Regions from separate parts of the Homo sapiens genome. Here region 1 is linked to region 2. Evidence: read pairs that join two places in POLR2A ChIA-PET (ENCODE). Cell type or tissue: OCI-LY7. All regions are shown on one strand. Links, peaks and the distances in the headings refer to the core of each region. The heading gives the core; the rest is flanking DNA.

What was found. Peaks named below come from ENCODE experiments on the same cell type or tissue, not always from the same donor. Only the 100,000 strongest peaks of a DNase experiment are listed, where the experiment ranks them.
Region 1: POLR2A ChIA-PET joins it to region 2 with 5 read pairs; 3 of 35 experiments call an interaction of 5 or more read pairs at or near these places.

Annotation. Positions count from the first base shown.
Region 1 is chr12:104,184,052-104,189,431 of GRCh38, reverse strand. No RefSeq gene overlaps it. Among named protein-coding and RNA genes, the nearest start is that of LINC02385, 17 kb to the right of the region's middle. In OCI-LY7, for the core only: no CTCF peak of the experiment used is centred there; no DNase peak of the experiment used is centred there.
Region 2 is chr12:105,067,374-105,072,697 of GRCh38, reverse strand. It overlaps ALDH1L2 (aldehyde dehydrogenase 1 family member L2), which reads left to right. Exons shown (of 23, transcript NM_001034173.4): 3 at 1,894-2,128; 4 at 3,814-3,979. It overlaps LOC124903005 (a long non-coding RNA gene), which reads right to left and starts at 346. Exons shown (of 2, transcript XR_007063435.1): 1 at 181-346. In OCI-LY7, for the core only: CTCF peaks have their summits at 2,487 and 2,706; a DNase peak (open chromatin) is centred at 2,427; H3K4me3 peaks cover 322 bases; H3K27ac peaks cover 298 bases.

The DNA.
Region 1 (5,380 bases), core at 381-5,380, 880 kb after region 2:
TGACCCGAGATTGTACCATTGCACTCCAGCCTGGGTGACAAGAGTGAAACTCCATCTCAAAAAAAAAAAAGAAAAAGAAAAAAGATAGGGGAAAATATATTGATATTTGCTTGCATATCTATGAAGTTTCTCTGGAAATTTACAAAAGAAACTGATGACATTGGTCGTCTTCAGGGAGGGGGACACTTGAATGGTAGGGGAAACAGGGTGGATATTCTATTTTTTTTCCATCTATCCTTGTGTAACTTTTGCATTTTGAATGATTTTTATATTTTGAACCACAGTATAGTATCTATTCAAAAAGAAATTTCAAAGGAAAACAAATAATTTTTGCCTTTATTTCCTCTAAACTTTTTGGGGGCTGGGCACTTTAACTTAGGATACAACAAATAAGTCCCTGAAGAAAAATATTCAAGAAGTATTACCTAGAGCCTACTGGGTACTGGGAACACAGCAGTGAACAAAACAAAGACAATCCCTGCTCACATGAAATTTAAATTCTAGCGTGGGAAGACAGTAAAGAAAAAACAAGTAATAATAAATAGGTAAAATATATTGTAAGTTAGTGTTAAAAGCTATAAATGAAAATAATTGAGTGAGATTTAATAATTAATTTAATGTGCCAATATGGAAGGTGTTTTTAGATGGGATTAACATTTAAATTTGTGAATTTTGAGTAAAGTAGATTGACCTCCAAAATGTAAGTGGGCCTCATCCAATCAGTTGAAGGCCTGAATAAAACAAAAAGATTTGAACAAAGATGGAACAAAAAGGGGGTTTGAGATTGCTAATGGGGATTTGGGAGTGATAAAGGAGTAAAATTTTTTTTTTTTTTTGAGACGGAGTCTTGCTCTGTTGCCCAGGCTGGAGTGCAGTGGTGCCATCTCGGCTCACTGCAAGCTCTGCCTCCCGGATTCACACCATTCTCCTGCCTCAGCCTCCCGAGTAGCTGGGAATACAGGCACCCACCACTACGCCCGGCTAATTTTTTGCATATTTAATAGAGACGGGGTTTCACCGTGTTAGCCAGGATGGTCTCCATCTCCTGACCTCGTGATCCACCCGCCTCGGCCTCCCAAAGTGCTGGGATTACAGGCGTGAGCCAGGGCGCCTGGCCAGGAGTAAAATTTTAACTAGATCATTAGAGCAGGCCTCAATGAGAAGGTGACATTTGAACCAACACTTTTGTGAAATTGAAGGTGAGTCTACTCTTTTTCTATGATAATGTTTCACCATTCTGCTTCGTTATATGAAATTATTGGATCTTACTGATACAGAACGGCTGGGCTCCTGGCTAAACCTCACCCTTAGGCCTGGAACTGTGGCCCTAAGTGAAAACAGCTGACCCAGTTTTTCCAACCAAATATTGATTTTTTGGCCTGCCACTCCACCTATCTTGTGCCCGTAAAAAGACTTCAGCTGGCAGAGCATTGTAAGTGGTGAGCAGACAAGTGACTGATCGTCAGGGATACAAGTGGCTGAGCACTGGGGACTGCGGATAGACACTGCAAACTTCAGACAGTGCGGCTTCAGGGAAAGATCACCTCTTTCCTGCACCATCCCCTTTCCAACTCCCCATTCCAAGGAGAGCCACATCCATCGCCCAGTAAAATCCTCCGCATACACTACCCTTCAATACATTCGTGTGACCTGATTCTTCCTGGATGCTGGACAAGAACCCGGGTGCCAAGAGGGCAAGAGCTCGAATGCTGCTGCGGGGCCCGCACAGAGCCTGCTCCCGCCAGAGAGGAGTGACCGGCCAGTTCCAGCCTTCATTCCCTCCTGTTCCCTCACTCACTTGCTTGCACACTCTCTCTTGTGAGGAGTGGCCAGCCGCAGGCTGAGCGAAATGAGCCACTCCAGTTCCCGCCCACGAAGGGGGTCAAGGTCAAGGGAACAATCCTGTCTCACTACTTACTCCACATTGTTTTTCTAAACTATTTGTGGAAATACCAGGAATATCAAATAGGTTGTAAAAGAGTTTATAGGTAATTGTTGAGTGCAATGTTTTAAAATTTAATGTAGCAAGGAAGTTCCCAGAATCATCAATTTCTTTGTGGTGGGCCTTTACTTTCAGTGGAACTGGTATCATTTAAGGGCACACCAGAACATTGAAAATTCCTCAATCTCTCTTTCTAATCTACTTTCAGTGGCCCAAATTTCTTTAACAGAGGTTAATGCTTTTCAATCCACAATAAGAGACAAGAAAAAATGTAAAAACTCCTTTCAAATGTACTTCCTGTATAAGAGAGTAGCTCTGGCCAAGCATGGTGGCTCATGCCTGCAGTCCCAGTGCTTTAGGAGGCTGAAGTGGGAGGACTGCTTGAGGCCAAGGGTTCAAGACCAGCCCGGGCAACATAGTGAGACCTTGTCTCTACGGAAAAAAAATAAAAAATAAAAAAATGTAGCTGGGTCTGATGGCACACGCCTGTAGTTGTAGCTACTCAGGAGGCAAAGGAGGGAGGATTGCTTGAGCCCAGGAGGTTGAGGCTGCAGTGAGCTGTGATCGAGCCACTGTACTCCAGCCTGGGTGACAGAGTGAGGCCTTGTCTCAAAAAAAAAAAAAAAAAAAAAAAGAGAGAGCGAGAGAGTGGGGGAGTGGCTCTATCGTCAAATTGTCTGAAACCAGATTCATTCTTTCTAGCTACGTCAACCTGGTCATTTTCTTTTTTTTTCTTTTCTTTTTTTTTTGAAATGGAGTCTCGCTCTTGTCGTCCAGGCTGGAGTGCAGTGGTGCAATCTCGGCTCACTGCAACCTCCACCTCCCGAGTTCAAGCAATTCTCCTGCCTCTGCGTCCCGAGTAGCTGGGATCACAGGCCTGCGCCACCACGCCTGGCTAATTTTTGTATTTTTAGTAGAGATGAGGTTTCACCATGTTGGCTAGGCTACTCTTGAACTCCTGGCCTCTGGTGACTGGCCCGCTTCAGCCTCCCAAAGTGCTGGGATTACAGGCGTGAGCCACCACACCTGGCCTCTTTTTCTTTTCTTTCTTTCTTTTTTTCTTTAGAGATGAGGTCTCATTCTGTCATGAGACCAGCCTCCAGACTCCCGGGCTAGAGTGCAGTGGCATGATCATAACTCATTGCAGCCTTGAACTCCTGGGTTCAAGTGATCCTCCTGCCTTAACCTCTCAAATAGCTGGGACTACAGGTGGGCATCGCCATGCCCAGTGGAAGTGTATTTCTTTTTTTATAAAACAGAAGATTGGAAATAATCTAAAAGTCCAGTGAGAGAGGACTGGTTAGATAAATTATGACACATTCATAAAATGGACGCTGAGCCTCTGTAAAAGGAATGAGCAAGCTCTTATGCACTGATATGCACAATCTCCAAAATAATTTTTAAATAAAATAAACCAGAACAAGTTACATAGCTGTGTGAATAGCATACTACCATTTGTTTAAAATAAAAAAGAAGAAAAGAGAAGAAGGATTTATATACATACTTGCTTATAAGTACAATAATATCTCTGGAAGGATTTATAAACAAACTACTAACATTCACTGCCTCCAGTGAGGTTTTTAGGGAGCTGGAAATAGAGGTGGAAGTGACTTTTGCTGCATATATCCTTTTGAACCTTTTAAATTTTGAACCATACAAATGCATTACCTATTTAAAAATAGGACAAAACTTTAGAAAAATGTAGCCAGGGTAAAGTCATGATGAAAGGAGGCAGAGATAGGAGAAAGGAAACAGAAAATCAACTGTTGTAGAAATTTGGCATTATTATTGATATCTTGGGAGAAATATGAGCCAAAAAAGTGTATATGAATGTGTGGGTGTGTAGGTCTGAAAAAATTTGCAAATACAAGAGAATCACCTTTCGTTTACCATTATGGGCCTTACACTAGAGATGTGTTTGGACTGGCAGGTGAGTGTGGCCTGGAGTCAGGAAGAAGAAGCCACCCCTCTGTGTTTCAGGCATCACAGAGCACATGGAACTCCTAGAGGGATTTAGGAAAAGGAGAGACTGTGAGAACTAATCTTGGCAGACCAGGTGGAAGAAGGTTTATTTCTAAAAGATGTGTGTAAAAAGGTTGGAGTCAGGAGTAGGGAGGGAAAACAAATTAGAAAAAGAACAGAAAGAAGAAATATTAAAACTCTAGAAAACTGATTCTGTGCCAGGTAAAGTACTTACCGTGGGATCTGTGGGTTTTGCCAACATCCAGGTCCCTTTCTGATAACAGCACTCTAATTTTCCTTAAGCACCCCTTTTCTTCATCTGCATCAGGGTTTTGCAACCTTGACACTATTAACATTTGGGATCAGGCAATTCTTTGTTGTGGGGGACTGTCATGTGCTTTGTAGGATAAATGGCAGCACCCCTGGCCTCTACCCATGAAATGCTGGTAACATCCCTATCCCCCAGTTTTATGACAACTAAGAATTACTCTAGATATTGCCAAATGTCTCCTAAGGTTCAAAATCACCCCCCTTCCTCTTGAAAACTACTGTTCTATATGGTTTATGCCAAACCAATACAAGTCTCCAGGTTTAAGAAAGGGCACATAACTCAGACCTGGACAACCAGAGCATTTGCACCCTCTGACTACAGTGTAGTTCAAAGATGGGCATCAGCTCAAGTTGGCCCACAGTCAATCCCATAATGGTAATCAGGAAAGACATGCCTTTCTAACAGGGTTGGTGAGAGAATAAGCACTGTGCCTCAAGTGCACCCAAGTAGGCAAGATGAAGCTGCTGGAATAATGCCCCTCCCCCACCAATTCTGAGCCCCTGGATCCAGCCATGCCTGAAGTCAGCCTGTGGTGGGAAGAATTCTAAGATGGCCCTCCCAAGATTCTCAGTTCCTGGTTTACACACACCTTCTAGCCGTTATTCAAACACTAAAACTCTAAGTGCTGCTGTGGAGAGATTTTACTGATGCTATTGATATGAACAGGAGGCAGGGAAATACGAGGTAGAAAAGGGTGGGGTCCCTGGTGAGGGTTCCACCCTCAAGCCTGGACCTGAGGCCCTAAATGAGAACTTCATATCTCTGTTTTCCTGCCCAAATGTTGCCCCCCACACCCCCATCATATGCCCATAAAAACTCCAAGCTCCACTGGCAGAGGAGCAGAGCAGCACGGCAGAGAAGGACAAGGACAGAAGCATCTGAACGTGGAGAGAAGAAGAAGCAGCTGGACATTGGAGACTCTGGTTGGAGAGGAGTTTGGATGGGATGGTGGAGAGAAGTTCGGGTGGGACGGTGGAGAGGAGTTCCGCCATTAGGGAAGACCACCTTCCCACTCCATCCCCTTCCCAGCTCCCATCCTGCTGAGAGCTACCTCCACTGCTCAGTAAAATCTCTACATTTGCCATCCTTCAAGTCTGGGTGACCTCATTCCTCTTGGGCATGGGACAAGAATTTGGGATGCACTG
Region 2 (5,324 bases), core at 1-5,000:
CCTGCCTGGAGTACATTTTTTTACAATGAAGACTTCTAAGTTTCCTCCACCCCATTTTTCTTTGCCATATGATCTTTCACAATTTTCTCTCATGATCACATTTTTTTTAACCACCGTTTATCCACTTTCCTGTCATCTGACATATGAGTTAAGTTTTTTGAACATCTTATGAACACTCACATTTTGTGAACACTATTGTGCTGGTCTCTCAGATTCTTCCAAACGGATTGATCAGGGGCTAATCGTGATGGCTGGGGTCCTTCAGGACTTCCTCAGGCTTCAGAATTTAGGTTTCATGGTGGAGGCATCATCTCATCCTAAGTCAATGAATTTTGTTGTTCAGATCTAGGAAAAAGGAAAGGGACACAAAAATGCAGATAGAAAGCTTTAGTTAAGACTTCTGGAAATTGCCTAAAATTAACATATATGCTATTATATATTAAATATATATACTATTATATTATACAAGTAATATATAATAATATATTATAAAATGTATATATCATATAGGATATTAATAGATATCATAATTTCTATAATTTATTAATATATACAATTATATATTAATAATAGTATGTATATATATTTTATACACTTAAACACATTTTTTTAGAGAAAGGGTCTCACTTCGTTGCCCAGGCTGGAGCGTAGTGGCACGATAATAGCTTACTGCAACCTGGAACACCTGGGCTCAAGTGATCCTCCTAAGTAGCTAGGATTATAGGTATGTGCCACCACATCCAGCTAATTTAAAAATAATTTTTGTTTTTTTGGTAGAGATGGAGGTCTCATTATGTTGTCCACGCTGGTCTCAAACTCCTGAGTTTAAGCAGTCCTCCTGCCTTGGTCTCTCAAAGTGCTGGGATTACAGGTGTGAGCCACTGTGCCTGACCGATTTTTTAAATATATACTACTCGGGAGGCTGAGGCTGGAGAATGGCATGAACCCGGGAGGCGGGGCTTGCAGTGAGCTGAGATAGCACCACTGCAGTCCGGCCTGGGCGAAAGAGCGAGACTCCGTCTCACAAAAAAAAAAAAAAAAAAAAAAAAAAAAAATATATATATATATATATATATATATATACTACTTATATATAAAACTGTGTACTTAAATATATATATAAATACTTAAGATATAAGGCACACAGTAAAAATGACATTTCATTATGAAAAAAATAGGCGTGTGCTGTTTGCACTTTGGTGGGCCATTCCATTTTCATATGGCATTAGGATGGAGCCATTTGTTTGGGAGGGGACAGCGCTCTTCTCAGGAAGGAGACCCTGGTCTGCTTAGTGAGGCCAAACCCCTTAGCAGGAGCTGAGCATGTATTCTCCTTGGCCTCTCACCTTTGTTAATTTATTTGTTTGGTGAATTTGGGAGAAGGAAGTAGAAAAGCTCAGCTCAGCACTTACGCTCTTCATCTTTTGGGATCTGCCTGTTTGGCAGGGAGAATGTGTTCTGGTCTACGATGTGTTCAGTATAGGGAGGGAAGAGTTTCATGGCTTTCTAGCTGTGCCAGAGGTGAGTATGTTAAATTGGTGGGTGAAGTATTGGCACATGCCTCCAAATCTAAAGCTATGTTCTTAAAATGTTGTATCAGTAATAAAGGTACCATTTTTGATCTAAAAAAGAAAAAGCTTTCATTAAAATCTTAAAATATCATCTAGCCAAAAACTTTTCAGTTCTAATTTATTATGCCTTAAGTATATAGATATGTATCACCTTAGTGTGATCCAATTACAACAGGTGAAATTCTAGTCACAATCTAAATTGTTCTTCACCATGTTTTATTTGTAAATATTTCATGAAACTGTAAAATTACAACATATGAATTCATAGTGATGTAAAATTATGGCTAACTTCTAAAAAAAAAATCTTCTTTTTTATGCTCAGCTTTGGCTGCAGAGAAAGATGGGACCCCTGTGTTCAAGCTTCCTAAATGGAGGGTCAAGGGCAAGACCATCAAAGAAGTGGCAGAAGCCTACAGATCCGTGGGTGCAGAGCTAAATGTGCTCCCTTTCTGCACTCAGTTCATTCCCATGGATATAATTGATAGTCCAAAGCACGGCTCTATCATTTATCACCCATCCATCCTGCCCAGGCACAGAGGAGCCTCTGCTATCAATTGGTGAGATTTTTTCTTTTTACTTTTTTTTTTTGAGATGGGGTCTTGCTATGTTGCCCAGTCTGGGTTCAAACTCCTGGGCTCAAATGATCCTTCTGCCTCAGCCTCCCAAGTAGCTGAGATTTCAGGATTGTGCCAGAACACCCAGTGAGACTTTTTTAATTACACAGAGGGTGAGTGTATTTCAATTGCCTATATTCTTTCTGTTTTTTACCTAGGTGATCAAGACAAGAAACTAGGCATGCTTGAACAGTTGTGAGGTCCTGATTGGTTACTACTGTTGCATGAACTCCCCTGAGATCTAGACATACAGCGTGAACCAGGACAGCATTTACCAAGAATAGCCTATGGAGTACTAGCTCCATTGACTGTTACTAGGTATTGAGCAAACAAAGGTTTTATGGTCAGTAAGTTTGGTTTATGCCGGATTTTTAATTGCAGGATTCATTTGAGCTATTAATACGGGCTTTAATGTCAGTATCATAATCCCCTAGAGGGAGTCTGAATACACAATGTTCCCAAACTTATTTGACCACAGAACTTTTTTTTTGCATAGAGCATCTCAAGTACATTTCAGGAAATGCTGAATTACTTGAAATAATCATCAAGTAATTACTTGAAATGATGAAATGATCATCTTCACTGTCCATCTTCCCCATTCAACTCTAAGCTTCTTAAGGAAAGGGACTTTGCACAACATTTGTATTGCTATTTTCCAGTGTCAGAAACAGTGGCTGGTACATTGTAGGTACCTAATACCATAGGGACACAATACTGTGGGTTGAGGTGGGCCTTCCTACCCTTTCTGCCTTCTCTCCTTTACCTGCACATTTTCCTAATATTCCTCAGTGTCAAGTCATTGGAATAAGCTGGAAGCCTACACTTGGTTTAAATGTGATGAAAAATATTAATTGTATTTAAACTTTGATGACATGGATTGATTTCTTTTTGGCTCTTATAAATAACACACTATTATTTAGTAGACATATTTGCACTTAGACTTGTACTTTTTCTCAATTTACACTGTTTCCACATGCAGAATCATTGGATCAAAGCACATGAATATTTTCAAGGATCTTGATAGCAATGCCAGTCAATTTCTTAGTATTTCTGAAGAGTTAGTGATTGATGGATTGATTTAGGTCTTGATTTGTAGCTCAAAAGTAAAAAATATTTACATTATTACATGGCTGACCTACCATCATACTCCCTCTGTATTAGCTTGAATTAATAATCAGCTCTGTCCTTCACATTAGTTTCACATTCTGTCCTTCACAGAGTATCCTATTTTATCTTCTGTTCTTATTCCGCCTAATACAGGGTCAAATACGATGTAGGAATTGGACCCAGGTGGGCAAATTACTTGATCTTGAAGTAGAAAACTGATCCCTGGGAGTCAATGAGTGGTAGTAACGATAGACTCTAATGCCTTTTTAAATTCACTGCAAGTCATTACTGTACATTAACAAGAAAGACAAGATATGAGGATGTATTATATAAAATAGCAGTACCATTAGGCACTGCTTTTTATGAGCCCTGACGTCTCCCAGTTCTACTGTTAATTTCTCATGGTAGCTTCATTCATTGTCTACTTTTCCATTATAACTATCTTATACTTTAATATCACTAATTCATCACTTTATGATACAGTTAACCAACATTTTAAATTGAAATTCTTCTTTTCACAGGACTCTAATTATGGGAGATAAGAAAGCTGGGTTTTCTGTTTTCTGGGCTGATGATGGCTTGGATACAGGACCCATCCTTCTTCAGAGATCATGTGATGTTGAACCCAATGATACAGTGGATGCACTTTATAATCGGTTTCTTTTTCCTGAAGGAATCAAGGCCATGGTTAGTATATTTTGCCACCCAGAATTTAGTAAACCTTTAAAGTTTTGAAAATATTTTTTCTTTTATGAAGAAATTATCCATATGAATTTTCACCAAAAATATAAAGTTTAAAAACAAAATTAGATTTTTTTTAACTAATGGGATGGTATATTTAGGATGGAAATCTGAATTTTTCAATTTCTTAGTCTATGAAACTGACTTATTTTTCTGAGAGCAGTGATCCAATGGATGCAGTAGCATTTAAACTGCTCCATTCTTTTGCCAAATGCTTGAATCTTCAACCCTGCCTATAATGATTAATTGTAAAGAAGTAGATTGAATCTTAAGAAATTTTGCTACGTAATTTGTTATGGAAATTTAAAAGTACTTTAAATTAGCCTCTGTAACAGGGTGAAATTTGGTGTTGCTGTATTTATCCAGACGTATTCTGGGGTAAAAAAAAAAAAATCCCAAAACATGTATACCATCAAATAAAAATATTGCAATATTAGCCTACACAAATAGTGAAAGCTCCAGCTGATAATTTTGATGTCATTTAATTTTTTTTCAGAGCTAGTATGAAAGAAGTAGCAAGATTATATACAGTAGTAGCCATTGATTTAGGAGAGAGGAAAGCAGTGCTTTGCTTGTATCATTCAATGATTAAGAGAGTAGGGCTTCGATGTCAGAAAGACCTAAGCTCAAGTTTCCATTCTACCTCTTCTTTGTTGCATGACCACAGGCAAGTCGCTTAGCCTCTGTAGCTTTGGTTTCTTCATCTATACAGCATGGATAATACCACCTGACTTGTAGGGTGGTTGTGGAAATTAAGTGACACTATTTGTGCAAAGCATCTGGCCCATGGTAGGTGCTCATAAAATGATCATTACAATCAACATAGCATTTTGTGTGTTCAGTGATATTTGCTGAAGCCCAGATTCTAGACCTAGTTATAGCCTAGATGGAGGTGGGTGGAATGAGCTGTAAACTTGGCTCTGTTCCCCTGTGGCTCCCTCCGTGTGCTCTTGGGTGGGTTGGTCAGCAGCTGTGAGTCCTTAGAGAGAAATCTGAGAACTTGAACTCACGTGGGCCTCGCAGTGAAAATGGGAGGCTCTCGACTCAAGGCAAACGTAAATATAACAGAGAAGAAAATGCAGGACACCTCCCAAAGGCAATCAAGCTCATGGATAGATTTTAACTTTTTTTATTCCAGGTCTCCTAAACTAGAAAGCAAGTTGAATTCATTAAATACAGTAAGGTATCATTTTTTAGAATCATCATGATGAGTAAAATAACTCATAAAGACTTATTTTATCATTATATTCCTATCATTTCCAGTGAATCACTAAGGGAGGTGGCAGTTTGT